2 separate regions of the Homo sapiens genome follow, and region 2 is linked to region 1. Evidence: read pairs that join two places in POLR2A ChIA-PET (ENCODE). Cell type or tissue: OCI-LY7. All regions are shown on one strand. Each heading gives the region's core, and the rest is flanking DNA. Links, peaks and the distances in the headings are about the cores only.

Evidence for each region. Peaks named below come from ENCODE experiments on the same cell type or tissue, not always from the same donor. Only the 100,000 strongest peaks of a DNase experiment are listed, where the experiment ranks them.
Region 2: POLR2A ChIA-PET joins it to region 1 with 10 read pairs; 2 of 35 experiments call an interaction of 5 or more read pairs at or near these places.

Annotation. Positions count from the first base shown.
Region 1 is chr3:58,511,481-58,514,398 of GRCh38, forward strand. All of the region lies in intron 13 of ACOX2 (acyl-CoA oxidase 2), which reads right to left. It also overlaps the pseudogene RPL27P9. Among named protein-coding and RNA genes, the nearest start is that of KCTD6, 21 kb to the left of the region's middle. In OCI-LY7, for the core only: no CTCF peak of the experiment used is centred there; no DNase peak of the experiment used is centred there.
Region 2 is chr3:58,265,386-58,268,303 of GRCh38, forward strand. It overlaps ABHD6 (abhydrolase domain containing 6, acylglycerol lipase), which reads left to right. Exons shown (of 10, transcript NM_001320126.2): 4 at 1,804-1,960. Among named protein-coding and RNA genes, the nearest start is that of ABHD6, 29 kb to the left of the region's middle. In OCI-LY7, for the core only: no CTCF peak of the experiment used is centred there; DNase peaks (open chromatin) are centred at 1,006 and 1,406.

The DNA.
Region 1 (2,918 bases), core at 97-2,596:
AGGCAAGAAGATCTCCAAGAGGTCAAGGATCAAGTCTTTTGCAAAAGCTTATAACTGCAATCACCTCATGCCCACAAGGTACTCTGTAGATATCCTCTTGGACAAACTGTCATCAACAAGGATCTCCTCAAAGACCTTGCTCTTAAACACAAGGCGTGATGGGAGGCCAAGATCAAGTTCAAAGAAAGGTACAAGAAAAAAAAATCCCCTCTCTACTGGATCATTTCCATCAGTATACAAACAGACAATCATTTCTCCCATCTTAAACACAAGCTTTTGACTCTATTTCCTTCTCCATCACCTTGGCTCCCGTTTAGGACAAAACTCCCTGAAAGTGTTATGTGTGTTTATGCTTATGATTTCCAATTTTCACATTCTCTCCTGAACTGGATCTGTTCATGTTTTTACTCCCACCACTCCACAGAAATAGCTCTTGCCACGGTTACTTCCTTATTATCTTGCGAGGGTCTCAAGACTGAGTACTTGGACCTCTTCTCTTCATGCACTCCTTGTGATGTTCTTCTCAAGGCTTTAAATATCAACCATACGCCAATGACTTCCAAACTTATCCCTCCAGTGTCCCCTGCTTACCAACATCTGTACTTGGATTTCTGATAGGCTCTTCAAAAGTAATGTATCTGAACCCAAACTCCTTCCCGTCCACCCTGCCCAAACCTGGGCCTCCTGTAGTCTTCCGCATTTATAGTAAATGGCAGCTCTGCCCTTCTGACCAAAAACCTTGATTCTTCTCTTCTTTCTCACCATACATCTAATCTGTCAGCAAATCCTGTTCTGCCTTCAAGATATATTCAAACTTCAACCATTCCCACCACCTCCAGCACTGTCACTGCTCCAATCCACTATCATCACTCACTTGGATGATTGCATTAGCGATCCAGCTGATCTCCCTGCTTTTCACTCTTAGTTCTTAATATGGCAGCTGGAGCAAGCCTTTAAAAATACACATCAGATTCTTTTAGGTTGTGTCTATCCAATGCTCAAAACCCTCCCATTCTATCCCATGCTCAAAACCCTCGCATTCTCTTAAGTCTTTGCAATGATCTACCTTACCGTCTCTTCCCACCCCCTACTGTACTCCCTTAACTCTCTGCCCTCTGCCGTCATTTTCCACCGCAGTCATGCCATTCCTGCCCCTGTGGCCTCTTCTGTGTTCTCTGGATGGATATGCCAAGCACACTCTGGTCTCCAACATTTGTACTGTCATGCACTGCATAATGATGTTTTGGTCAATGATGGACCATGTATATGATGGCGGTCCCATGACATTATGATAGAGCTGAAAAATTCCTATTGCTTAGTGATTGATGTTAGAATTGGCTGCAGTATTCAGAACAGCAACATGCTTTGCAGGTGTGACTGTACGAGCAATAGGCTATACCATTTAGGCTTGTGTAAGTACACTCTGTGATGTTCACATGATGACAGACTCACCTGAAGACACATTTCTCAGAACGGATCCTCCAGTCATTAAGTGATGCATGACTGTACTTATGTTCTGCCTGTAATGCTCTTTCCCTAGCAGCCACAACAGCTTCTCCCTACCTTCTCCTCAGGTCTTTCCTTAAATGTCACCCTCCCAGGGAGGCCTTCTCTGGCCTACTTAAAATTGTAGCTCCCCCTCCTCCCTACTGACCCCCAGCATTCTTTCCTCCACTTCCTGCTATCCTTTCTTTCATGGTAGGTATTACCATTTCACATGGTATACAGTGTGACTTATTTTGTGCATGTGTGTGCCTGTCTCCTCTCCTCTAGTCTGTAGGCATCTGTGACCCTTTTTCATCTGAAACTCGTATCCTTCATTTGAGGAATGTTTTCTTGAATTATTTTATTAATGATTCGCTTCCTTCTGTTTTCTCTGTCTTCTTTCTAGACCTGTTCTTCAGATGATGAACAGCTAAGATTGGTCCTCTTACTTTTTAAAAGTCCTCCTTTTTTTTGTCTTTTTGCTTTCTTGCTGTGAGATTTCTGCAACTTTATCTTCCAGTCCTTACATTGAGTTTTTCATTTCCATTATCATTTTTTAACTTCAAGGAGCTCTTTTTTTAGGTTCTCTGAATATTAGTTTTAAATAATGGCATTCAGGTTTTTATTTTGTGGTTGCAATACCGTCTCTTAACTCTGAGATATCACTGTTTTTTTTTTTTAAGTTTTCTTCTCCCTGTGGATTCTCTTATGTCCTCTGAATTGCCTTGTTCTTGCTTGTTTTGGTCTCCATCTTTTATGTTAGGGGCATTCTTCAGGTGTTTGGTGATCCCTGAGTGTCTGATCATAGCTAAAAGCAAAGCCTTAACTAGCTGATTACAAACTTGTGGCTATGCTTGCTAGTATGGGGTTCACTATGGAGTGAATTGGGTGGACCATTGGGGGACTCTGATGTCAGTGTCTTTAGCTCCTTCTCCTTGGGCTGGTCAGATTCTCCAGAGAAGGATCATCTTACCATCTTCTTGCAGGGTACTAGTCTGGCTGCCAGTTTTTTAGGAACCAGTGGGAAAAAAGGTCTGGGGGAGGGAGGTGTCAGTATTTGGCCTATAAAGAACCCTGTGTTTTCTGAAGGGTAGCCTTATTATCAACTATACCTGATGCTCCCTAGTCCACAGATCCTCTATTTACCCTTCTGCCAGGGCAGAGTCAAGGAAAGTCTTAAAATTACTCACAGAGGCTAGGTGTGTTAGCTCATGCATGTAATCCCAGCACTTTGGGAGGCTAAGGTAGGAGGATCCCTTGAGCCCAGGAGTTCAAGAGCAGCCTGGACAACACAGAGACAACATCTCTTTCTCTTTGTGGGTTTATGCCTTTTAAAAAATTTCAGTCCATTCACTGATGTTTTAGTAGGGTTTCGGGAAAGAACAGAAGTAAATGCATAGTTTAATCTGTCATCTTTACCTGGAAGTCCCCCC
Region 2 (2,918 bases), core at 259-2,758, 250 kb before region 1:
ATTCTGCAGCTGTCATATTCATTGCAAATATTTCCCCTAATTTTTCCTTTTAATTTTTGGCAAATGATGTATTTGGAAGGACAAAATCATCTTTACATAATACTAATAACTATCATGTACTGAATACTTACCATTTGCTGGGCATTGAACAAAACTTTGTACATGGATTACCTCATCATTTAATCTTTGCCATATTCTTAGTGGAATGCAGCATTTCCTCATATTATAAGATTATATAGTTAGTGTCTTATTCCATTTTGTGTTGCTACAGCAGAATGCCACAGACTAGATAATTTATAAAGAAAAGAAATTTGTTTGGCTTATTGTTCTGGAGGTTGGGAAGCCCAAGAGAATGGCACCAATATCTGGCAAGGGCCTTCCTGCTGTGTCATCCCGTGGTGGAAGGTAGAAGGACAAGAGACTATAAGAGTGAGCCAGAAGCAAGAGGGGACCAGACTCACTTTTATCAGGAATCTACTCCCTCAATAATAGCATTAATCTATTTATGAAGGCAAAACTGTCAGGGCCTAATTACCTCTTAACAGTCCCACTTCACAATGGCAATTAAATTTCAACATGAGTTTTGGAGGGGACATTCAAAGTCAGTAAGTGAATGAGCTGGGATGTGAATGGATGAACAAAGTCGTGTTATGATTTAGAATTTTGAAATACGCTTGCCTTGCTGTAAGAAGAGCTTTTAAGCTAGCCAATGCTATTATGTTCTTTACGTTTTGAGTAGGCAATGCAGTCATTAAAAAAGTTTCAAAAGAAACCAACCAGGTGCGGTTTAACCAGCTGGACGTCTGTAACCCAAGCACTTTGGGAGGCCAACGTGGATGGATCACTTGAGGCCAGGAGTTTGAGACTGGCCTGGCCAACATGGCGAAACCCTGTCTCTACTAAAAATACAAAAATTAGGCAGGCATGGTGGTGTGCACCTGTAACCCTAGATACAGGCTGAGGCACAAGAATTGCTTGAACCCGGGAGGTGGAGGTTGCAGTGAGCGGAAATTGCCCCAGCGTGGGTGACAGAGCGAGACTGTATCTAAAAAAAAAAAAAACCTGACCAAACAAACAACAAAAAAAAAAACCTTATGTATGCTCTCACATTTTTTGTATGCGGATAAAAGTAAATGAATATATATCTTCTCTCCCTCTCTGCTTATTTTACACAAAGAGTTAAGACCAGTCAGTTTAGGTTATTTGCTTTTGCAAGACTTGGCTACTTCTTTAGTGTGAAGTATCTTACAAAGTGCACCTCTGATTGAATTAATTATCTCTCATCTTGGAGGGATTCACCATGCAGAGAGTTCAATTTGTTTAGATGGTAATTTCATATTGAAATTGATTTTGGGCCAAAGTCCAGCACTGCCAAGTCTTATGTAACCAGCAGAAGCTGAGCTTTCAACCAGCTGCCATATGTTATGAGGAACAAAGCCAGAGGACCAGTGCAGATGGTTCTCAAGAAATAAGTTATCACTCTCAAAGTCTCTAGAAAGACATATTATCAAAAGGTTATCATGTGTGGCATACTTCTTAAGAAAACACCGCATTTCCCTTCCTAGAGTGATTAGTAAAATATATACCAAAATAGTTCATTTAAGGTGTTCTCTGGAATGGTTTGGCTTTGTGTTCCTTGAGGGTAAAGCTCAGGAGGACTCTAGAGACTGATGGAGGACAAGGGCTGGAGAAGTGTTTGTGTTATCACTAAGGAAGACTTATAGAGAGGACCTGTGCCCATCTTGAAGCCACTCATCTAGAGCTTACTGATTTCGTTTTGTCTTTATTTCTCACCCCTTCCAGGTACTGGCGGAGGACATTGGGCATGCAAGTCCGCTATGTTCACCATGAAGACTATCAGTTCTGTTATTCCTTCCGGGGCAGGCCTGGGCACAAACCCTCCATCCTCATGCTCCACGGATTCTCTGCCCACAAGGATATGTGGCTCAGTGTGGTCAAGGTGCAATTCTCGATTCTTCTCTCTTATAAGAAAAGGGAGTTGGGTGCTGTGGCTCATGCCTATAATCCCAGCACTTTGGGAGCCTGAGGCAGGAGGATTGCTTGAGTCCAGGAGTTCAAAACCAGCCTGGACAACATAAAGAAACCCTGTCTCTACAAAAAATTAAAAAATTAGCCAGGTGTGGTGGTGCATGCCTGTAGTCCTGGCTACTCAGGAGACTGAGGTGGGAAGATTGCTTGAGCCTGGGGGGTCAAGTCTTCAGTGAGCAATGATCATGCCACTGCACTTAGCCTGGGCAACAGAATAAGACTCTGTCTCAAAAAAAATAAAAATAAAAAAAGGAAGAAGAAGAAAAGGGTTTCCACTAGGACATGATGTCATCAACAATGGTAGAAAGCAAAGGGAACTCAGAACTGTGGTGGTTCAAGTCATATTAGAACTAATGCAGTGTGGCCTGGCACAGTGGCTCATACCTGTAATCCCAGCACTTTGGGGAGGCCAAGGCAGGCAGATCACTTGAGCCCAGGAGTTTGAGACCAGCCTGGGCAACATAGGGAGACTCCGTCTCTACAAAAAAATTAGCCAGGCATGGTGGCATGCACCTGTAGTCCCAGCTACTTTGGAGGCTGAGATGGGAGAATCACCTGAGCCTGGGAAGTCAAGGCTGCAGTGAACCAAGATCGTGCTATACCACACTCCAGCCTGAGCAACAGGAGTGAGACCCTGTCTCAAAACAAACAAACAAACTAATGCAATATGTTACTCATTCTTTTGTCAGAAAAAAATTATTGAGTTGAATATTATATATAAAACGTATGGCTTAGAAATCTTTTTACCTCATGGATATTTCTTTGGGGAGGCTTCTGACACAGCTGCATCTCAGAACTGCTGTGAGATCAGAGTTGGGCTTTGAAAAGTCATTTTTTTTGTACTCCCAAGTTTCTTCTCTTCCTTCCCC